Linked DNA regions of Homo sapiens: region 2 is linked to region 1. The links are chromatin loops, found by intact Hi-C in ENCODE. Cell type or tissue: psoas muscle. All regions are shown on one strand. Each heading gives the region's core, and the rest is flanking DNA. Links, peaks and the distances in the headings are about the cores only.

The links. Peaks named below come from ENCODE experiments on the same cell type or tissue, not always from the same donor. Only the 100,000 strongest peaks of a DNase experiment are listed, where the experiment ranks them.
Region 2: a loop joins it to region 1, with 2.7 times the contacts of the local background. A loop is called at or near these places in 12 of 110 quality-filtered maps.

What each region holds. Positions count from the first base shown.
Region 1 is chr6:159,676,937-159,689,118 of GRCh38, forward strand. It overlaps SOD2 (superoxide dismutase 2), which reads right to left. Exons shown (of 5, transcript NM_000636.4): 3 at 11,190-11,306; 4 at 7,918-8,097; 5 at 1-5,702. The coding sequence ends at 5,557. Among named protein-coding and RNA genes, the nearest start is that of SOD2, 10 kb to the right of the region's middle. RefSeq lists a silencer at 10,381-10,631. In psoas muscle, for the core only: no CTCF peak of the experiment used is centred there; no DNase peak of the experiment used is centred there; H3K4me3 peaks cover 2,156 bases; H3K27ac peaks cover 2,193 bases.
Region 2 is chr6:159,735,498-159,747,679 of GRCh38, forward strand. WTAP (WT1 associated protein) reads left to right here. Exons shown (of 8, transcript NM_001270531.2): 2 at 761-798; 3 at 3,493-3,548; 4 at 6,591-6,649; 5 at 8,168-8,295. The coding sequence starts at 769. It also overlaps a transcript of SOD2 not described here. Among named protein-coding and RNA genes, the nearest start is that of WTAP, 14 kb to the left of the region's middle. In psoas muscle, for the core only: no CTCF peak of the experiment used is centred there; no DNase peak of the experiment used is centred there; H3K27ac peaks cover 1,581 bases.

The DNA.
Region 1 (12,182 bases), core at 2,476-10,475:
CAGCAGAAGGAGGAGCAAGCATAAGGCCTTCCCAGTCACCACAGCCATGCTGTCAAACCTCTCTGTGGATATGCTGTGTTAACTTCTGAGCCTTGGGGATACCCATATTTACAATATGATAAATACATTAAGTCACATTGTTTAATATTTGGATATGGGCCCAGACGCACAAATGAACAAGAACCTCATGTCCTGGGACTTCATGGAGCACAAATTATAGTGGGCAGAGAGGCAAACTTGGAATCACCGTGACGCTGGGCATCGAGACTACTGGGTGCAACAATGGGACACACTGAAAGATGACTAGCATGTCATAGGAACTTGAAAGCATTCGTGCTCCTTCCTTTTCACAAACTGAGAAATCTTAAATTTTTTTTAACGTGTCCCAGAAGCATCTTGACAACAGAAGCACTCTCATTACTGTAAAGCCCACAATGAATAGCAGACAGCATGACTTCACCCTAGACAGGTCATGCCAACTTCACATCCCTTTCCAAATAGTATGCCAGTACTATACCAAATAGTATACCACTTTAGGAAGAGTGGTACCAGGTGGTAAGCTCCTATATTCCAATGACCAGAGTAAAATATCACCAGAACTTTATGTAAAATACATCTTGTAAAAGTATGATTACTTTATTTTTCAGAGTTAAGGCAATAATCTGTGGTTGGTTAATGTTCTAAGATGTTACAAGAACTTTAAGAGACAGGGTCTCACACTGTCACCCAGGCTGGAGTGCAGTAGCACAATCATAGCTCACTACAGCTGCAAACTCCTGGGCCTGTGATCCTCCTGCCTTAGCTTCTTAGTAGCTGGGATGATAGGTGTGAGTAACCACAACCAGCTATTATGAGAAATATATAAAATACTATTTGTGATCATGTTATTTATAAGAAATATATATATTGTCTCAATCCTTGCTTGGTCTCTTGGCTCCTAAACCCCTTGAAGTATCTTTGGTTTGCCAATGAAATGATTGGTGGCTGGGAGCCTCTAGGTAGCTTCAGGACGGGGGGCTGCTTACCAGAAAGACCAAGGCAAGATTGGAGGGTTTGGACTCCCAGCCTCAACCCCCAACCTCCAGAAAGGGGAGAGAGGCTGAAGGTTGAGTTAATCGCCAATTGCCAATGGTAATGCTGACATAATGAAGCCTCCGTAAAACCCCAAAGGGTCGGGGTCCAGATGAGCTTCTGGGTAGCTGATGACGTGGAGAGAGCATGAAAGCTCCATACCCCTTCCCACATGCCTTGCCCTGTGCATCTCTTCCATCTGGCTGTTCATCTGTATTCTTTGAAATATCCTTTACAAGCCAGAGGCAATGGCTCACACCTGTAATCTCAGCACTTTGGGAGGCTGAGGTGGGTGGATGACTTGAGGTCAGGAGTTTGAGACCAGCCTGGCCAACAGAGTGAAACCCCATCTCTACTAAAAATACAAAAATTAGCTGGGCATGGTGGTGCACACTTGTAATCCCAGCTACTTGGGAGGCTGAGGCATGAGAATCGCTTGAACTCAGGAGGTGGAGGTTGCAGTGAGTTGAGACTGTGCCACCGCACTCCAGCCTGGGTGACACAGTGAGACTCCATCTCTAAATAAAAAAATAAATAAATGAAATATCCTTTACAATAAATTAGTATTGTAACCAATATGTAGTTTTAATAAAGTAATAAAATTAAAAATGGGTAAACATAAGTAGAGTGTTTCTCTGTGTTCTGGGAGCTGCTCTAGCAAATAAATCAAAACCAAGGAAAGGGTCACGGGAACCCCACTTTATAGCCAGTCAGAAGTATAGGGACTTGCGATTGGTATCTGGAGTGGGGGCAGTCTTGTGGGCTGAGCCCTCCACCTGTGGGATCTGACTCCAATTCCAGGTAGACAGTGTCAGAATTGAATTATAGGACATCCAGCTGGTGTCCACTGGACAACCTGGTGTAAAAGTATTGAGTGGTATGTGACAACAGCAAAAACACTTTGGTTTTGTCGTATATCCCTAATACTATGCTTTTAGGTTATCAGATGATGTTATTACAGATATGACTGGAGATACAGGTCTTGGTCTTAAGAGTAATATTTCAACTACCCATTATTTACTATTCCTTTCCCATGGAAACTCAGTGAAAATGACAGAAGATTATAGGATTTTTAAAGTTTTTGACATGCAAGCATAATGCAGACCTCTTTGATGGTTGACAGATTCTTTTATTAACAGTCAAAAACTTCACACAATTGGAAAATAAATGTTTCTTCAATGAATAATCAAACAAAAATTATCCAGGACCTTATAGGGTTTTCAGTATGTACCAGGCTTGATGCACATCTTAGAAGACAGGACATTATCTTGCTGGGATCATTAGGGTATGACTGAAAGTGAGAAACAGTAATTTGTAAAACATTTACCTAATAATAGCTTTCCCAAACAGTACTTCCCCTGGAATTAAAACAGGAAATACAATTTATGTTTATACGTGGTTTTAGATATGACTCAATATACATAGATTTTAACTTTATGGTTTGGTATTACTTTTTTAAAGGCGCTCAATAGAAATTCAAATCTCACTTTAAGACCATGAATTTCAAGTTGCAATGAAGTGTACAATAAAGTTGTGATTTCTCAACATCAAAGTTTAATTATTACAAAATAGTTCAAGCAACAGATAGAATTTCAAAAACAGTATTTGCTTTGCTTCCTTGTTTTGCTCCAACACTAATCATGCTGAGGTTTTTGAAGCACAGCTATGACTAGGGCAGGCACTGCTGATTCAGTCACAAAAACCCTTCTTGGATGAACAATACTTGTTCTTTTCAGAAGAAAAGCAATTTTACCTTTTCTATTTCTATTATGAAAAACAGAGCTAAACAATTTTTGTATTTTTAGTAGAGACAGGGTTTCACCACGTTGGCCACGCTGGTCTTGAACTCCTTCAAGTGTTCTGCCTGCCTTGGCCTCCCAAAGTGCTGGGATTACAGATGTGAGTCACCCCGCCCAGCCCTAAACAATCTTAAAGTCTCCTTTTCCACCAGATGACTAAAATCTTTAGTTTGTAAATTCCCTTAGTCTCTTAAAATCAATCTATCCAGAAGACAAGAAAGACAAACTTAGTGAAGGAAAGAATGCTTCCTCACTCTCTCACCAGAAAGCCAAAGCAAAAATAGAGCCCCACAGAAATTTCAACATTGAACATTTTTTAAATCTTAAAGCTTAGTAGGAATCAAAAAGCTTTATATAAGTCAGCAGATCTGCAAACCTTGTTAGTTCAATACAAACCATGATCTAGCAGACAACTTATATTCAAAAGCTCATCTTTCAAAAGGTTCCACCTTGCCCGTCTATTTAAACAGTCACGACCTTCCTTAGAGAGGCAAGCAGTAATCTTACATGACACATAAAAGCTGTTTCACTGTGACACATATATAATGAAAAGTAATCAGTCTCCAAAGTTTTTCCAATCCACAAGCATGCATACACACACACACATACACACACCGCTTTGGTACTCTTGTCTCTAATAATTTTTAAAGCCTACTTTTCTAACTGAATTTTAAAAGTACCTTGAATTTAAATTTTTTTTAAACTTCAGTCTTCAATATTGAAACTGCTAAGTTACCCCATTTTTCCATGAAAAAAAAATAGAAAAATAAACTTGGGGAAAAAATTAAAAATAAAAAATAAACTTGGGAAAACATTACTAAATAGGTTTAAGAAAAAAGCCTATATAGGCCAGGTGCAGTGGCTCACACCTGTAATCCCAGCACTTTGGGAGGCTGAGCCAGACGGATCACTTGAGGTCAGGAGTTCGAGACCACCCTGGCCAACATGGTGAAACCCTGTCTCTGCTAAAAATACAAAAAGTAGCCAGGCATGGTAGCATGCACCTGTAATCCCAGCTATTCAGGAGGCTGAGGTGGGACAATCACTTGAACCCGGGAAGTGGAGGTTGCAGTGAGCTCCGGTCGCGCCACTGCACTCCAGCCTGGGCAACAGAGCAAGACTCTGTCTCCAAAAAAAAAGAAAAAAAAAAAACGCCTATATAAAGAAAATATTCCAATAGGAGATAAACCTATGTACACAGAGTTGCTCACCCCAGCATTATCTGTAGTAACAATTAGAAACAAATGAAATATTCAAAAACAGTAAATTAGGCAGATGATGAAACAACATGGCAAATGTATGATGCTAAGCCAAATATACAAAAAGATCCCTGTGAGACGGAGCAGGGACCCCTCTTTGGGGTGTGCCAGGGGGATTCCCACAAGCACAGAAATAAAGGAGAATCTTGAGTTTCCTTCACCGAAAACTCCAGGCACCCAGCTCGCCCCGAGAAGGAAACCAGCAAGCTGATAAGCAAGAAGGTCATAACAGTTTCAAACAATAGCCAGGGAAGTTAGAGTCACCTAGAGACATCCTTAACACGTGCCCCTGAGCTACTTTTCAGAAACCCAGACCCCCACCAAATGGATTCACACAGACGTCAGATAAGGGGGAACACCAGGGACTAAACTCTGACCTCCATTCTTTGCTCTCAGTTTCTTCCTGAGGGGCCTGGCCAGACCTTAATGTTCCTTTCTGCGGACCCCAAGTTTTTAGACAAAGCTTTGCTTCCTTAACCAATCACAAATCAGGGAGTCTTTGAATCCACCATAACCTGTAAGCCCGCCCCCTGCCTACCCCACTTCACCTTTCAGGCCAAACCAATATATAAGCTTCATGTAGTGATTTACAATTTTGGTATACAGCCATACCACCCTGAAGGCACCCGATCTCGACTGATTTACAATTTTGCCTTTAACTTCTGCTTTCCTGAAATTTACCACTGCCTTTAAATACTCTAGCTTGTAGGTCATCATGGAGATTGGGTCTCAAGCATGAGCTGCCCAATTCTCCTTGCTTGGCGCCCTGCAAATAAACATCCTCCTTTCTCCTACTGCAAAAACCACCTTTTTGCAGTTTTGCTGTTGAAGTTTGCCTTTACTGTGCAGGTGAGCAAACCCCAGTTCAGTTCACCTGCTACATTTAAACAGTATACAGCTCTATTTGCAAAAACTATACAGGAACATTTGACCTAACAAAAACCACTGGGTGACATCTACCAGAAGTATCACTGCAGAGGATTACTCGACAAAAAGTGCAATTTTCTATAGAAAGCCGAGTGTTTCCCTTGGGAAAGTGTTAATATTTTATTTTTAAGTAACTGGGGCAAAAGACTAGATTTTCTATAACTGCAATAGAATAGGACTAGAAAGGCATCCCTACAAGTCCCCAAAGTATATGGATGGAATATTTTTGATGGTTTTATAAATGACAATTGTAATTTAGCTCTCTGAAGAAAATGTCCAATCAGATTCAATCACACAAAGCATTTACTATTTTCAATCACTTGCCCAATAACAAAATGTTTAGTAAGAAATTATTCAGAACATTAAGTTGTTTATGAAATAAGTGACTAAGCAACATCAAGAAATGCTACAATAGAGCAGCTTACTGTATTCTGCAGTACTCTATACCACTACAAAAACAGTCATAAAGAGCTTAACATACTCAGCATAACGATCGTGGTTTACTTTTTGCAAGCCATGTATCTTTCAGTTACATTCTCCCAGTTGATTACATTCCAAATAGCTTTTAGATAATCAGGCCTGACATTTTTATACTGAAGGTAGTAAGCGTGCTCCCACACATCAATCCCCAGCAGTGGAATAAGGCCTGTTAGAAAGAAGGGGAAAACAAACCAACCATCAGTTTCAGTCTAAAACATTGCATCTTCTCAATTTCAACTTTTATTATTCTACTCACACAAAATTACCCTTTGTAACAATCTCATTCACTTGTTTTTTTATATAAGTAGGAAATCTAGATAAGAATGAATATTCCTATAAAATATTTTTAATTCACTGTTTACAAAGAAAATGTGACAAATACTAACAATAAAATAGACTTGGGAAAATTAACAACAGTACTTTAATAGCTATTCTTAAAAATACCAACAAATTAATTCAAGAGCCAATTCCCAGCCTTCCTCATGGTGGTCTTAGGAGCAGCAGGAAGGGTGGGTTACATCTGTGGGAGCAGGCAAAAGCCCACTGAGAACCTCCTCCAAAGGGTCTGGGCACTCACAGGGGTTTACGAGGAACCAGCTCTGCTCCCCAAGGCTAATTTTAATCTTTGGGAATACAGAGCAGTTGGAGGACACAGTGTTTTCAGAAATTAAGTGAGGTAAATGAAGAATTTAGTTCTATCTGTAAAACATCCATTTAAAAAAACTTTTGGTCTGGGCGCAGTGGCTCAGGCCTGTAATCCCAGCACTTTGGGAGGCCGAGGCAGGCAGATCTCTTGAGGTCAGGCGTTCGAGACCAGCCTGGCCAACATGGTGAAACCCCGCCTCTACTAAAAATACAAAAAATTAGCCTGGCGAGGTGGCAGGCGCCTGTAATCCCAGCTACTCAGGAAGCTGACGCAGGAGAATTGCTTGAACCTGGGAGGCGGAAGTTGTAGTGAGCCAAGATTGCGCCACTGCACTCCAGCCTGGGCAACAGAGTGAGACTCCATCACGCACACACAAAAACACTCAAAATAAATTATAGCTCTCTCTACAAAAACAATTCTTAACCAGTATGTCTTGATCAGTTGTGAGGGAGGTCACTAGTAATTTATTATTAATAATTTCAAGTAGCAAAATTTATTAATGATTTTTATAAACAAAAGGCCATGACATTCCCTCATTTTCCTTCTAATGTGCTTTCCACAGGGAGAGGAAGGAGTGTAGCTGGGACTCACTTACAAATATCAGCCTTTCTGGTCATGCAGCTCTACAAATAACCTGACTCTACAGATCGGTGCTTACAAATTTTTTGTGGCTTTTACAAATTGTTATGCCATGTCACTGTCCCAAAAGAGCTGTTCAGATTCTGCCAAAATCTGGGTCTATCCTGTGAAGTGAGCCACAGATCAAGAGTATTCCAATGTCAGGGGTAGAAGAAGGGGCAGAGAATGACTGTTGTTGATGTGAAGGTATCACTTTAAGTTCAAAGTCCCAACCCTCTGCCAGACAACTCATGGCTCTATTTCCCATACTCTTCAGTGACATTTTTTAAATCCAATTAGGCTCAACAGCAAAGTATTTGGTGAGCCCAGCCTGGCACTTCCAAGCCGAATATTTTCATATACTCTACCAAAGAGCCCCAGAAAGGCAGAAGGTCTGGAAACCTGAGATCTAGTCCCAGTTTAACCTCAAATGCTCAGCAGAGGAGGTAACAGTACAAGCTCTGAAATCAGTCTCTGCTTGTATTTCTTTTCCTCACTCTTGTTCTATAGCTAATTTTTTTTTTATTTTAGTACATATAATTATCTAAGCTGATATTAATTCTCTGTAGAATGAAGCAGGGTTAATAAGTAAAACATTTGGCTGGGCATGGTGGCTCATGCCTGTAATCCCAGCACTTCAGGAGGCCGAGGCAGGCAGATACCTGAGGTCAGGAGTTCAAGACCAGCCTGGCCAACATGGTGAAACCCTGTCTGTACTAAAAACACAAAAATTAGCTGGGCATGGTGGTATGTGCCTGTAATCCCAGCTATTTGGGAGGCTGAGGCAGGAGAATCACTTGAACCCAGGAGGCGGAGGTTGCAGTGAACCGAGATCGCACCACTGCACTCCAGCCTGGGCAACAGTGAGATCTGTCTCAAAAAAAATAAATAAAAATAAAACATGTTTGTTAATGTACCTATAAAATTACGTGTACTTAATTTTATGAAATATCAGGACTTCTAAAACATTTTTACTTACACAAGACTCTGGGTGTTATCTGTTAAGATTTGCAAATTATTACATGTTCTTAAAACACTGTTAGTTTTCCTTATTTCTAGTTGAATGCTTTACAGTAGAGCATCTCTCCCAAATGAAATCACAATTTTTAAATCTAACCTGTTGTTCCTTGCAGTGGATCCTGATTTGGACAAGCAGCAATTTGTAAGTGTCCCCGTTCCTTATTGAAACCAAGCCAACCCCAACCTGAGCCTTGGACACCAACAGATGCAGCCGTCAGCTTCTCCTTAAACTTGTCAAAGGAACCAAAGTCACGTTTGATGGCTTCCAGCAACTCCCCTATTAAAAAAAAAATCCAAAACCACCCACAAATGAACAGATTTCAATAATTACAGTAAAATGTTATATTACATGTATTAAAATATTTTTGTCATAGGGCCCAAGAAATTAGACAACATCAGAATGCGACACCTGGATCTAAGTTTCACAATTTTAATTCACGTTTTTGTTTTTTATAACTTCAACTTTTTTTTTTTTTTTTTTTTTTTTTCATTTTTTACCTTTTGAGACGGAGTTTCACTCTTGTTGCCCAGGCTGGAGTGCAATGCCATGATCTCGGGTCACTGCAACCTCTGCCTCCCAGGTTCAAGCAATTCTCCTGCCTTAGCCTCCCGAGCAGCTGCGATTACAGGCACGTGCCATCACGCCCGGCTAATTTTGTGTTTTTAGTAGAGACAGGGTTTCTCCATGTTGGTCAGGCTGGTCTCAAACTCCCAACCTCAGGTGATCCACCCGCCTTGGCCTCCCAAAGTGCTGGGAATACAGGCGTGAGCCACCGTGCCCGGTTCAAATTTTATTTTAAATTCAGAGGGTACACGCACAGGTTTGTTACACGGGTATCATATGATGCTGAGGTCTGGGGTGCAATTGATGCCATCACCCAGGTAGCGAGCTTAGTATACAACAGTTTTCACCCCCCGTCCCCTTCTTTCTCCCTCCCTGCTCTGTCCTCAGTGTCTGTTGCTGCCATTTTTATATCCATAAGTACTCCATGTTTAGCTTCCACTTGCAAGTGAGACATGTGGTATTTGGTTTTCTGTTCCTGGGTTAATTCGCTTAGGATAATGGCCTCCAGCTGCGTAGTTCACATTTTTTAATGAATCGTGTTAGAGGGATTTCCCCACTCACTGTACTATCTTTGTTAGGAAAGAAATACTACTTTCTGTTAGCTTTTTCTTTTCCCTGAATAGAAAATTTTCCTTTGACTTCTACCCTCCTTCTTCTACGCCTCCATTTGGGAATAAAGTCATTGTTCTTCTCCAAGGCAGCCCAGCTCTTCCTGTCTTGATGGGCAGTTTTCTCTACGACTGAACTAAGGGTATACTTTAAGAGCTGTAATCCTTTTATTCTGTAGTAATACAGAATATAATTCTAGATTAGTCACATCAACTAAATCAACTGGGTCAAAATCTCACTTCTCTTATTCTACGGGTTTAAAAGTAATCATCTTTATAAGCACAAATGATGGAATGTGGTACAGATTAAACAAAAATGGCAGCATACCAAAACCACTGGTTGCATATGAATATATCTGATATTCTGGTAACTGACAAAACTTCAAAAGTATTAACCGATAGTCTAGAAGACTGAACTCAGAAAAAAAATAAGTTGGCCAGGCACGGTGGCTCACACCTGTAATCTTAGTACTTTGGGAGGCCGAGACAGGTGGATCACCTGAGGTCAGGAGTTCAAAACCAGCCTGACCAACATGGAGAAACTCCTCTCTACTAAAAATACAAAAAAATTAGCCGGGCATGGTGGCAGGCACCTATAATCCCAGCTACTCGGGAGGCTGAGGCAGAGAATCACTTGAACCCGGGATGGGCAGAGGCTGCAGTGAGCCAAGATCAAGCCACTTCACTGTAGCCTGGGCGAAAGAGCTAAACTCCATCTCCAAAATAATAATAAATAAAAACAAAAATAAAGAAAAAGTTGCCCAGTTTCCCAAGCTTACTCTCCTCATTCATCATTACCTTAAAATGAAATTGCTTATTTCAAGTGCATAAGATAGGCTGCCTTCCATAACACTGATTAAAAATGAACAATAAAACCACAGAAACTTAGGGTGCATATCCGGAGCCCAGAAACAAGAGACAAGAACTACATTTACGCCTCATGCCCTCCCTGGGTGAAGAAGATAATTAAAGTCATCTGGGCCTCCACAAGCTACACAGGAAGTCAAGGAAACAGTGATAGCGAACAAGACCATCTAGCCCTGTACTCTCCTCATTCCCTGAACACTTTTTAAAAATACCCAGAAAACCTAATTTCCTGGAACAACTGACTTTTTATCAGTTAGGAAAGAGTGAAAAATAGCAAATGACACTATAATTTAATTCTCAAAACAACACCATTGTTATCCCTGTATCACATAGATGAAAAAAGGTACAGACGGTTAACTATCTAATCCAGGCCCTAGAAACTAGTAGACAGAAAGTTCATCTTTTCTAGACTGGCGCGGTGGCTCACATCCATACCACAGCACTTTGGGAGGCCAAGGTGGGTGGATCACTTGAGGCCAGGAGTTCGAGACCAGCCCCGCCAACATGGTGAAACCCTGTCTCTACCAAAAATATAAAAATTAGCCGGGAGTGATGCCACATGCCTGTAATCCCAGCTACTTGGGTGGCTGAGACACAAGAATTGCATGAACCTGAAAGGCGGAGGTTGCAATGAGCCGACATTGCACCACTGCGCTCCAGCCTGGGCGACTGTAAGACTCCGTCTCAAAAAAAAAAAGTTCATAAAATGAAGTCTCTCAGTCTTTCCCTAATATGAAGTACCATCCAGAAACCAGAAGGTGGAGTTGATGTGATATTCTATGTTGGCGTGAACATAAAATCTTATGACATAACCCCATGAAAGCATTCTCCATTCCTACTTGTGTCCTTTTGAAAGTTACAACTTTTATCATACTCGTTGTTATGAAAAATATGCCACTATGATACCTCTGGTAAGAATAAGGTAACTTAGGCCAGGCACGGTGGCTCATGCCTGTAATCCCAGCACTTTGGGAGGCCAAGGTGGGCAGATCATGAGGTCAGGAGTTCAAGACCAGCCTGGCCAACATGGTGAATGAAACCTCATCTCTACTAAAAATGCAAAAATTAGCCAGGCGTGGTGGCGGGCGCCTGTAATCCCAGCTACTTGGGAGGCTGAGGCAGGAGAATCACTTGAACCCAGGAAGCGGAGGTTGCAGTGAGCCAAGACTGCGCCACTGTACTCCAGCCTGGGCAACAAGAGCAAAACTCTTGTCTCAAAAAAACAACAACAAAAAAAACAAAAAACAAGTATAAGGTAACTTCAGTAAATCAACAATCGATTCCTACTGTGCACAAAATGTAGATAAGGGTGCACCAATATATACCAACCTTTGGGTTCTCCACCACCGTTAGGGCTGAGGTTTGTCCAGAAAATGCTATGATTGATATGACCACCACCATTGAACTTCAGTGCAGGCTGAAGAGCTATCTGGGCTGTAACATCTCCTGAAAAGTTAAAATGCAAACACATTTTTTTGTAACTCCTACTTTTTCAACCACTGTATACATTATATTTTTTTCTTTGTAAGCTATTAGATAATGGGACCAGCTTATCTATAACATCCGTTTGTCCTAAAATTCAGCACCCCCCCGCCCCAAAATTATTTGTCCCAGACATGCTGAACAACTGATGAAGGACCTAGCAGAGGTGGAAAAGCTAGAAAATTCACTCCTGGCTGCTAGGCTCAGGGATCTCTTAGATAGAAGAGATTTTAGGAAATGAAACACCAAAGAGGACAATCAAAATAATAGAATGCTAAAATGTATGGCTCAACATACAGACTGTACAGAAAACCTTCAACTCTCACTTTCAAGACAGACGACGATTCATTGGGAAATATCTCCAAGTCACATTAACAAGAAACTCAACATACTCAAAATTGAACTCCTGATGTTCTACCCCAAACTTACTCCTCCTATTGTCCTCCACGTCTCAGTAAATGCCAGCTCTGTCCCTCAGGACATCCTTGGGAACCTGATGTCATTTTTGACTCCTCTCCCTTCACCCCACATCCAATCCACCAGCATATCCATTAGCAAAGCCAGCTCTACCTTTAAAATACATCCAATCTATATAAAAGCACACAGAGAAAAATAAAAGAAAAAAATAAAACACAAGCAGAACCTAATCCCTTCTCCCTAACTCTACTGCCACCTCATTGGGACAGAGGACCAGTATTTCTCACTGCACTGGTGCCACTATCCCCTCAGTTTTGGGGGGTGGGGGTGGGCCTTGCCCCCTCCAAAGGCTCCCCTTCTCACTGGAGCGAACCCTAGGTGTTTACACTCAGCTACTCTTACTACCAAGAGGCGCTGCACTTG
Region 2 (12,182 bases), core at 2,366-10,365, 58 kb after region 1:
CCCAGCACTTTGGGAGGCCAAGGCGGACGGGTTGCAATGTCAGGAGTTCGAGACCAGCCTGACCAACACGGTGAAACCCCGTCTCTACTAAAAATACAAAAATGAGCCAGGTGTGGTGGCACGCACCTGTAGTCCCAGCTATTTAGGGGGCTGAGGCAGGAGAATTGCTTGAACCCTGGAGGCGGAGGTTGCAGTGACCTGAGATCGCGCCACTGCACTCCATCCTGGGCGACAGAGTGAGACTGTGTCTCAAAAAAAATAAAAATAAAATATATAATATATCTAAAAAACTATTGGGCAGTAGTAAATTATGGCTGTGGTAGGTACTACCTTACTTTAACAACATAATGCTATAAAAGGAAAGACTTAAACTGGTATTACCCTTTTATAGTCCCTTAGCAACATGCGTAGGATACTACTTGAGGTCATTATATTTCTCTTCACCCTTTATGGCGACATCAAATGATTTGAATGGCTGATCAGCTTTTTTACGAGGGAATTTGTAAAAACTACCCAATAACTCTAATGATGGAAGATGTTAACAAAGGAAGATCTGGGTACAGAGTATATAGGAACTCTGTAATATCTTTGCCACTTTTTTGTAAATCTAAAACTATTTTAAAATTGTTTATTTAAATTCTAATTATTCAACAGTAATTTAGTTCACTAATAAATTGATTTGAAAGAGTCAGTATTTTTTATTCCTACTTTCACTGGAAGAAAATAAATTGAACTTGTTTTCCGCAACTTTTTTTTTTAGGATTCAAGATGACCAACGAAGAACCTCTTCCCAAGAAGGTATGGGTTTTGGTTTTGGGTTTTTTTGTTTTGTTTTGGGTTTTTTGGGGGCTTTTTTAAGCACTTTAAAAAAAAATAGACTTGAAGGGATTATCGTTGTTTGCTTATTTTTCATTTCTTTGCCTTTATAACAATAATAGCATTGGAGTTGTACAGTGTGCCAGATATTGTATCTTATATCCAGTATATTTTTTAGAATATTTTCAGATTTTGGAAAACTTTAGTTATAATAATATTCCCATGGTCTACTCTTAATGTTCATTATGTGAATATTTCCAGGTCTACTCTTAATGTTCATTATGTAAATATTTCCAGGTACATATATACAAATAATGTCAAAAATGGACATTATGAGTATATTATTATTCTTTTCCTAGTGTAAATCCCTTTGATTGTAATTAAAAACTACTTTATTAAAAAAATGGTTATAGCTAATTTTCAAATTCTACCTTTTTCTCTGAAGTTTTGTTGTCTAGTCTCAAATCTCCCCCTGTTGTGCATTCCTACCTTGAGTTTAATTACTCTTACATACACACACATACACACACACAGTGGCTGTTATAAAAGAGGTAACATCGTCTCTAGGAGGAATTTGTGATTCAATTGGGAAAGCTTACTAAACTTAATATTTAAGTGAATAATTTAGATATTACAGAAGTTTCCTATTGTGGAGTCAGATTACTCATTAAATGAATAAAGGATTGTATTATGCTTTCATAATCTGAGAATTACTGTGTGCTCCCTCTGGTACCCTTTGATTTTCCTCCCTTGGAACAGGGTCTTGCTCTCTTGCCCAGGTTGGAGTGCAGTGGTGCAATCTTGGCTTACTGCAGTCTCCGCCTCCTGGGCTCAAGCGATCATCCCACCTCGGCCTCCTGAGTATCTGGGGGCTACAAGTACGTGCCACCACGCCCAGCTAATTTTTGTATTTCTTGTAGAGATGGGGTTTTACCATGTTGCCCAGGCTGGTCTCGAACTCCCGGGCTCAAGAGATAGCCACCTGCCTCTGCCTTCCAAAGTGCTGGGATAATAGGCATGAGCTGCCTCTGGCAGCCTTTCAATATGTTACATTATAATAGTTCCCTCGTTCCATTTTATGGTAATACTATTTTACTGGTTAGTATTATAATTTGAAACATTTTTAAGGAAAAAAATTTAAGTGTCTTGTAAGGGAATACTAATAAAGCCTTTATTTTATTTTTATTTTTTATTTTCTGAGACAGAGTCTCACTCTGTTGCCCATGCTGGAGTGCAGTGGTACAATCTTGGCTCATTGTGGCCTCATACCCCAGCTTATGCGATCCTCCCACCTTTGCCCCCCAAAGTAGCTCAGACTACAGGTGTGCCACTACGCCTGGCTAATTTTTGTATTTTTTGGTAGAGATGGGGTTTTGCCATGTTACCCAGGCTGATCTTGAACTCCCGAGTTCAAGATATACTCCCGCCTCAGTCTCCCAAAGTGCAGGAGGCATGAGCCACAATGCCCAGCCAAAGCCTTAATTTTATACTGAGGTAGGAGAGGTATCTCACCTTTACAGCCTTTATTTGGTGTAGTGAATATACTGTTTCTCAATTTTTGAAGCATGTTAGCTTATGCCCTTCTTTCAGCTTTTTGTTTTGAAATAATTATAGATTCATAGGAAGTTGCAAATAAATGTACAGAGAGGTTCTGTGCAACTTTCACTGAGCCTGCTTCATTGTTAACACCTTGCGTGACTAGCAGACATCTCTAATAACTGTGAAAATCAGGGAATTGACATTGGTACAATCCACAGAGCTTATTCACATTTCACGTTATACTAGCACTGTTATTGGGGGAAGTGGGGAAGAGCTATATGCACTATTATCATGTCTAGCTTTGTGTAACCATCATTAATCAAGATACATATCTGAACTATCACCATAAAGCTTCATCGAGTTATTCTTTTATAGCCACATCTACCCCGTCCCTCTCCATGCCTGACCCCTGGCAACCACTAATTTATCTCCATTTGTATAATTGTTACTTCAGAGTGTTATATAAATGTAATCATGTAGTATGCATCTTTTTGAGACTATTTTTTTTCCTTCCACTTAGCACAGTTTCCTTAAGGCTTATACAAATTGTTTCATGTATCAGTAGTCCTGTTTCTTTTTATTGCTTAAAGTGTTCCATGGTGTGGCTGTATGATAGTTCAATCATTTGCCTGTTAAAGGACATTTGGATAGTTTTCAGTTTTTTAGCTTTTACAAGTAAAGCTGCTTGCATGTTTTCATTTCTTTGAGATACATGTTTAAGAGTGCAACTGCTGAGTTATATGGCACATTCATTTTTAGTTGTATTAATAAAAGGAACTGCCATACTTCTTCAGATACCATTTTTATATTCTCACCTGCAGTGTAGGAAACTTCAGTTTCTCTGAATCCTCACCAGCGTTTGGTGTTGCCACTAATTTTTATTTTAGCCATTCTAATCAGTGTGTGGTGATACCTGGGGTTTTAATGTGCATTTTCCTAATGATGATGCCCATTGTTAAGATACCAAATAGTTTACCTTAAAAAAAAAAAACTTTTGTAATAAAATACTTTTTCAAAAAATCATAATATGTACTGAGCCGTTTAAATCTCACACTTGGGAGATGTTTCATAGGTCTCATTATAGAACTTTGTGTCTTCAGGAAGAACACTAAATTCATATTGTAATTCTCTTTATAGGTTCGATTGAGTGAAACAGACTTCAAAGTTATGGCAAGAGATGAGTTAATTCTAAGGTAAAATGTTCTCTGTTCAAAAACAAAGTCTTTCTATAGAACATTATATTGTGACTCTACACTGTAATTGTCTTTGTGCCAGATATTGTTTTTAATGTTGTTCTATCCTCAAATAATTTAATGTACTTTTTGAGCATACTATGACCTATTTCTTATATTAACACCGAGGAAAACGTAACACTTTAAAGAACTACTAGGAAGCTATAAGTTTAACAAATATATGGCTTGTTTTGTGTAGTTTTTCCTTTCGTGTTTAACATTTGAAAAAGAAATGTAATCCTAAAAGATGCACTTATATTTATGGAAGAAATACATAATTTACTAATGAAGTGAGGTTACTTTTTCTTATTAGTGTGACCTTCACCAGCTCATATAACTTCATACTCTTCATTTTCTCATCTGTAAGTTGAAGAGGTTGGGTTAAGTTATTGTTAAAGGTGACTTCCAGTTCTGAATTTCTGCGGTTATCTTGTAAATGTCTTACAAAAGCAGATTGTCAAGTACAACGTATAATCTTTTTAGATTGTGTAAGAAATCAGGAAGTAGGATGTTCTGTGTTTTGTAATTTAAATATATTCTTTCTGTATTTTATTGCTATGGTTAGTAAGTTTCTTGATAACTTAGATAAAAATAAAATAAGTATTTTAACAGGCTGAAAGCGGAGGAGAGAAAAGATGTTTTGTGAGATAGGCTAACACAGATTTTGTTGTTTCCTAGAGTGTGACAATTTCCTACTTTCACCTTTGGACAGCTACTGTATTATGAACACACTTTTTACCTTTTTTTTTTTTTTTTTTTTTTTTTTTTTTTTTGCCATAATCTCATACATAGGACAGTTTCCATTGCATACCTTTGTCTTTCTGCACATAAAATTTAAATTTTTGTTATTCTAAAACACTTCTGTCTTATGCTGAAGTATATACTTAAGATACACTACTACTCAATGCTGGGTTTTTTTTTGTTTGTTTTAATGTGCATATAAATTATAATAGAGGTGAGGTGCTGCTCAGGCTGGTCTTGAATGCCTGGCCTGAAGTGATTCTCTCACCTTGGCCTCCCAAAGTGCTGGGATTACAGGCATGGGCCACCATGCCTGGCCATGATTTTTTTTTTCCCTGTCTCTGGCATTGTATACTTTTTTTAATGCCTTCTTACATAATTGCTCTGGTTAGTCTGTGCAGTCATTTTTTTGATTTAACTGTAGGAGGGGAAAAATCAGTAATCTTAATAAAGAATCATAGAAATGTTTTATTTTAAGATACCTTTAAGGTTTCTAAATCATATGCAGTGTATTTCCTTGAGGTCAGTTTAACATCTTTCCTTAGGGAATTCATGTAAGACTTTTAGGCGAGTTTTTTCTCTTTGATTCCCTTGGAGATTTTAAACCAGCTGCTACTTATTTAACTAGTCTGTGCCTTCTATCCTTGTGATATACATGTTCTTGCTTCAGTTTTTATATTTTTCTGTACTTCTAAAATAAATCGTTCTTTTATAGCCTCCACTGAAGATCTTTCTCTATACATCCCCAAATATTTGGTAAACTACGTGTCTTAGGTTGTAAGTGCCGTAAAAATAAAGCATGGCCTTGGCTGAACATCAGTGTTTACATAGAAAGTGGATTAGTTTGGTATTAGGAAGGTTTTTTTTTTTTCTTTTTTCTTTCTTTTTTTTTTTTTTAAGACAGAGTCTCGCTCTGTCACCAGGCTGGAATGCAGTTGCGCGATCTCGGCTCACTGCAACCGCCGCCTCCCGGTCAAGCGGTTCTCCTGCCTCAGCCTCCCAAGTAGCTGGGACTACGGGCATGCGCCACCATGCCCTGCTAATTTTTTTGTATTTTCAGTAGAGACGGGATTTCACTGTGTTGGCCAGGATGGTCTTGATTTCTTGACCTCATGATCTGCCCGCCTCGGCCTCCCAAAGTGCTGGGATTACAGGCACGAGCCTTTTTGTTCATTATGTTGTAATATTAATAACTCATGACAAGCCTGTTTTTAAGATTATAAAATGGTTTTCTAAAGCCAAATTTTAATTAATTGTACCTGAAGAGCAGCTTGAAAACATGGCTCTTAAGTATGCAGGATAGCAGACATTCAGGGCAGGGTGCTTTCCATTAGGAACTGCCTAATAAGACTAGGAAAAATCTTTATTGCTAAGAGGACCTAGCAGTGTATATATTCAGGGTAGAGAAGTATAATGAAGAACAACGGTCCCCTTGTATTCTGATAGCATATGGCATTTATGCAGGTTTCTGACAGTTAGATGTGATTGTTAAATTACAGTCTTGAAAAATGTTATATTCTCCCCCTGTGTTTACAGGCAGAAATTGATACTACCTTGAGAAGAGTCACATGGTATTTTCCCAAAAGAGCCAAGATAAAGAACCTTCAATTCTACATAATGAGGCACATTTCTAATATGCCTTTTGTTCTAAGTGGACAACATATGAAAGCAGCAGTGGGATTTTTTTTTCAGCTTCTATAATCCAGGATTATCCTGAACATCAGTGATATCAAAGTGAATCTGGGGTTTGATCTCACCCAGGGCATGCTTGGCATGTTCTCAGCAGAAAAAACCTTCTCTATATATCTCTTTTTACCTGTTTCCTGTAAAATGGGAAGGAATAATGAGGGACTATTTTATGATCAGTTAAACTAGATTTAGGCTGGGTGTGGTGACTCAGGCCTGTAATTTCAGCAGTTTGGGAGGCCAGGGTGTGAGGATCATTTGAGCTCGGGAGTTCAAGACCAGCCTGGGCAACGTAGTGAGACCCCATCTCTACAAAAAAATGAGCCATGTGCCTTTGGTCCCAGCTATACAGGAAGCTGAGGCAGGGACATCGCTTGAGCCCAGACCCTGTTTGCGCCACGCTGCACTCCAGCCTGGGGGACAGAGCGAGACTCTGTCTAAAAAAAACTAGATTTAAAATGAAAAATCCAGAAGAATGCTCAGTATTACTAAAATCTGTGAGTTTATAGATATCTTCTAGTTTATTTAATAAACTATTTTATCGTAACAACTAATGTATGGATTTTTTTTTATTAGATGGAAACAATATGAAGCATATGTACAAGCTTTGGAGGGCAAGTACACAGATCTTAACTGTAAGTTTGAGTTTTAGCTTCCTAAAGACTGAATAATCTCCTTTTGATTGTTAAAATCAAAAGGATAGTTGTTTTTATTAAAGCAAATGTAATTTTTCTCGTGTTTTATTATAAGAACTGTACATAGGCACTGTGTTGGGTGCAAGAAAATATAAAGATGAATGAGACACAGTCTCAGTCATTGGAGAAGACAGAGGTGTAATAGTCATGTAATGGCATGACTTAGCAAAATTATATGCAAGGTTCTGAATATAGATGCAGTAACTCAGAACTACTTGAAACTTTTCTTACTTGTCCCTAACCCCTTCTGCATAGGAATTTGACTTGAAGCATGAGTTACTAGTCTAGAAGAGAAATAAACAGAAGCAACCAGTAACAGATTTATGACAGCTTAAATCAATATATATAACTTAATAATATATACAGATTTTTTTAAATCTGCTGAAAATAACGTTTATCATTTTAAGCCATTTTAGTCTCACTTTTTACTGTTTGAATCACATACTATTTGTTGAGTATAAAAACCAATATATATTGTTTTGTAACTTCAGAAGGGTTAATACCCTGAAATTCTAATTTTGCGTGACTGTGTTACCCATAGAAGTCATGAACATTGTGAAAGTTTAAGGCTAGGCACAGTGGCTCACACCTATAATCCCAGCACTTTGGGAGGCCAAGGTGGGAAGATCACTTGAGCCCAGGAGTTTGAGACCAGCATAGGCAACATAGGGAGACCTTGTCTCTACAAAAAAAAAAAGAGTCAGGAGGATCACTAGAGCCCGGGAGGTCAAGGCTGCTGCAGTGAGCCCTGATTGTGCCACTGGACTCCTGCCTGGGTAACAGAATAAGATCCTGCCTCAAGTTTAAAATACAAATTGTCCAGCAGTTATTACTATTTTATTTATTTATTTGTTTGTTTGAGACAGGGTCTCGCACTGTTGCCCAGGCTGGAGTGCAGTGGCACAATCTGGGCTTAGTGCAACCTCTGCCTCCCAGGTTCAAGTCATTGACCTGCCTCAGCCTCCCAAGTAGCTGGGATTACAGACATGCATCACCACGACTGGCTAATTTTGTATTTTTAGTAGAGACGGTGTTTCACCGTGTTGGTTAGGCTGGTCTGAAACTCCTGACCTCAGGTGATCTACCTGCCTCAGCCTCCCAAAGTGCTGGGATTACAGGCGTGAGCCTCTGTGCCCAGACAGCATTTTTATATTAAATAGGTTAAAACATACTAATCAGGATTTTGTGAATACTGTATAACACAGATGTTTTCTGTCTTCTGTTGGGAGTAGATGAAACTATAAAAACATAATTTAGTTAGTAGTCATGGAGCACTATGACACCATTGTCTCCTAAAGGAGCTCTCGTGACCAGGAAGAAATTCGCCTGTTATAAAAGTAGTTAGGATGGAAACTAAAGACTTGATTAATTTTTTGACCCTAGTTCTTATTGTTCTTGACAGAGGTATTTAGAACTTGATCTTAAAATTGTATTTATAATTTTTTTTTGAATCATCAGCTAATGATGTAACTGGCCTAAGAGAGTCTGAAGAAAAACTAAAGCAACAACAGCAGGAGTCTGCACGCAGGGAAAACATCCTTGTAATGCGACTAGCAACCAAGGAACAAGAGATGCAAGAGTGTACTGTAAGTATTTCAAGTTATATAAATGTCTTTAGTTGAGGAATTGGTTTTTAGTCCACATTATTACATGTTAATTTTAAACATTTAATGCTAAATATAAGAGCTTATCTTTTATAGGTACGTATGCTTTGAGCTTTAAGAATACTAGATGAAAAATTTTGATAATGTCTCATTTAGACTGTTTTTTGTGGCCAAGAAGGCAAAGTTTTAAGTTTTTTTTGAAATTTTCATGCCTTATAAGTATTAGTTCATCAATTCCAGACATTTTTCAGATATCTTGGTGTCTGAGGATGTAATCAATAAAAGAACATTTGCTCTTTATTGCTTTACTTTCACTGATTAGGAAAGCCATCTGAGGACTTTATCTCTGTTCTCTTGTCCCCTCTGTGTATAGAACTGTTTTTCCTAGTGTCAGCAACCTCTTTAGTGTCTCCTTTTTAATTGTTAGAACTTTGATGTGTACTGTGTAGTATTTACTATGTCTACGTAGATCTGAAATCTAGTGACATAATTGATCATCCAGCTCTGGTAGTTTAGGCTCAATCTTACGGTGTAATTATACAAAATAATTAGAGGCAGCTGTATCCTTGTTTCTGATTTTAAAATCTGAATGTTTCTTCAATTCTTTGTGTACTCTCCCTTCATTTGGTACATATAGAAGTCTTCTTATGTGTTATTAAAGTCTTCTAAGATAGTATTCTGGTCATTGGAGACACCAAAAATCTATGGGCACAGTCCTGTTCTGTTTCTTTTGCCAATAGAATGTTCCTTAAGGTTCAGTCACAGTCCTTTTACTTCCCTTACAGAGATTGTTTAAATTTCCACAAAAGCACGTATTTACTCTTCTTTCACTTGTTACTAAATGACTTCTTCACATTTTACTTTGCTAAAGGCTGGCTTTTATCATTTTCTTTACTTTTTTTTCCCACTAACCCCCCCGCCCTTTTCTTGAGACAGGGCCTCTCTCTCATCCAGGCTGGAGTGCAGTGGTGTAATCACACCTCACTTCAGCTTCCCGAGTAACTGATTTCAGGTGTGCGCCACCAAGCGCAGCTAATTTCTTAATTTTTGTAGAGATGAGGTCTTCCCTATGTTGCCCAGGCTGGTCTTGAACTGCTGTACTTTGGCAATCCTTACTCCTTGGCCTCCCAAAACTGTTGGGATTATAGGTGTGAGCCATCGCACCTGGCCCATTATCATTTTCTCTACCTTCTTAACACATTTTGTCCTTTTGTTTCTATCAGTTTTGTTGTAATTCTTACCACCACTGATACTTCTTTCTCCATAGTTACTAATGAATGTTTTAACAAATTTCCCTTTACACGAGAAATGGATCTTACCTTTAGACTGCTAGCACTTGGGAGATAGAGTGTGAATAGAAGGTGTTGATGGTAATATCTCATAGGATCAGAATGTCTTGAATTCCATTTCTCTTCCGGATTCCTACTCTTGACATCATAGTTGATGTGTGCACATCACAATGTTTGTGCTATTCATGCACATCTGATTCTCCATCTGTCCTATATGCGCTGGCAGTTTTGATCATATTACGCCTGGTCAAGGCCTTCGGTGATACCTCATCACTCTTGTCTCCTCGACCTGGATTTTAAGGTTATTTCAACTATAATGGAACCTAACCTTTTCCAGCTTTTTTTTTTTTTTAAAACAGCTGTCACCTGCATACGCCAGCTGAACAACTTCCTGTTCTTCCAATTATAATACAAGTGAGGTTTTGCAGACAGGGCAGGGCAGCAGGAGCAAAATCACAAGGAAAGGTCAAGATTATATATGGCAGATGAGGATAAAGTTTCAGGTGAGAGTGAAAAAAGATGAGGTCAGCCTGGAATCTTGGGTATTCTAGAAGAGAGGGGACTACTGAAGAATTCTTCAGCAAGAGATGTATGTGATGGATCAGATTTAGATTTACATTTTAGGTAGATCACTCTGACTTGAGTATGAAAGATAGATTTGAGAGGAACAGGACTTTAAGCAGGAAAACCAATTGTGAGGCTGTTAAAATAGTTCAGATGAAATACATGAAGCCACTGGTGGTAGCAGACAGGACAGAATAGGTGTTTTGGAGGCACAATCAATAGGACTTGTTTAGTTTGGATGCTGTTGTGGAAGGAATGAAAAAAATCTAGGGAGGAATCACAGCTTCAGGTTTGTCTTGTTTGACTGAGTAACGATGCTACTAGGATAGATCCTACAAAGATCAAATTTTAAAAGAAGAGTAGAGTGTGGTGTTAGGAAAACAGGAAATCCAGCATTCCCTCCTCCTTCCCCAAAATACAAAGTGATTAAAACAAAGGCATACATAAAGTTCTGTACAATACGAATTTAAAATTGTTCGTTAGATTTGGCAGTTAAGAGGTTGTTGGCCAAGGAAGCCAAAAGATTGGATACCCCTGCTCTAGAGGAACTGTCAAGTGGGAAGTGAGAGAAACTAAATTTAAAGAGTAGAAAGAATGGGAGTGATGTACTATAGGAGTTTGGAGGGAATAGGTTAAGCGAATGGTTGAAAGGATTGGCCCTGAGAAGGAGGGTTTCTTACCCTCTTGAGTGAAAAATAGTGGAAAGGTTTGTATTAGGTACCTGTCCTTTAAAACAGAGCTGCTGCATTTACCCTTGGTGTTTCAAATTAAGCTAAGCTTAGAAAAAATAAAATATACATCCTTAGGAATCTATTTGTGTAGATCTTTTGTTTGTCCAGCATACTAACTCATCCATTTGATCTTTTAATAATAATGCTTTATTTCTTTGTCTACATGCAGTCTTTGCCAAGTACATCAGTAGTCAATTTAGTTAGTTTTGAGCGTAAGGCATAAATTAGCCACGTAGTTACTATATTCTTAACTATATACTGTATTCTTAACTATATTTTATTTTGTTGGTAAGTAAAATCTGTCATTTTTGTTCACCTCAGTGGTATTTCTGTTTTTCATTTAGTCTTTTGCCAATCAACTCAAAATAGATTTAGGAATAAAACTAACTTTGAAAACACTTTACTCAGTGTTCTCTTCCCTAGAACATGGAATTTATTCTAGTCTGATTCACCTCTCTTTTCATGAATGAAAGTGTTGACTATTGGGTCTTTGTAAAGCTAAATAGTAACTGAGTCTCAGTCAGTGCTGTAGACTGTTTTAATCAGTCCTGTCAGTACATGGAGTGCACTGTAAGTCATGGTTTATTCTCGCTCTGTTATCTTAGCAGCTGGCTTCACATTGACTATGCAGTTGTACTAGATTTTTGCTCAGTGAAACAAATATATTCCCAAACCACTTAGTATATTTGTTCCTTTTACTAAATTTATATTAGAAAATTTTAACTGTAATCCTATTTAAGCCTTAGTATGGAGTTAGATCTTGGGCCAGATCTACTTTGAGTATGAAGAAAATGATGAATTTAATGCTAATAACTATATTTCATATTTTAGAAATGTATTTTTAGTGTGCTAGTAAATAGCACAACTGAAGTCGAAATTGAAGGTTTCATATGTAAGTAGAAGGGTTCTGGTATGGTGGAAAAAGCTCTAGACTGGGAATCAGAAGGCCGGAGAACTAGAATTGTAGTCCCGCTATGGCACTGAACTAAACAGTTGGGTTATTTAATCTCAAAATAAGCAGTTTGGATTAGGTGAGTTACTTTCCAGCTTTACAATTCTATGATTCGGATCTATTCAGAAGGGGAAAAATATGAATTATACTTTATTTTGGCTTAAGGTCCTATAGAGTTTTGCTTTTATAAAGCTGTAACAGCAACTCTTGTAGCTATAAGTACTGTATATTTTTTCCTTTAGAAATTCAAATGTGTATTTTAAGTTATAATCTTGCACCTGATGTATTTTTAGGGGACTTTACATAGAATAATTTCCACAGGTAAAAAATTAA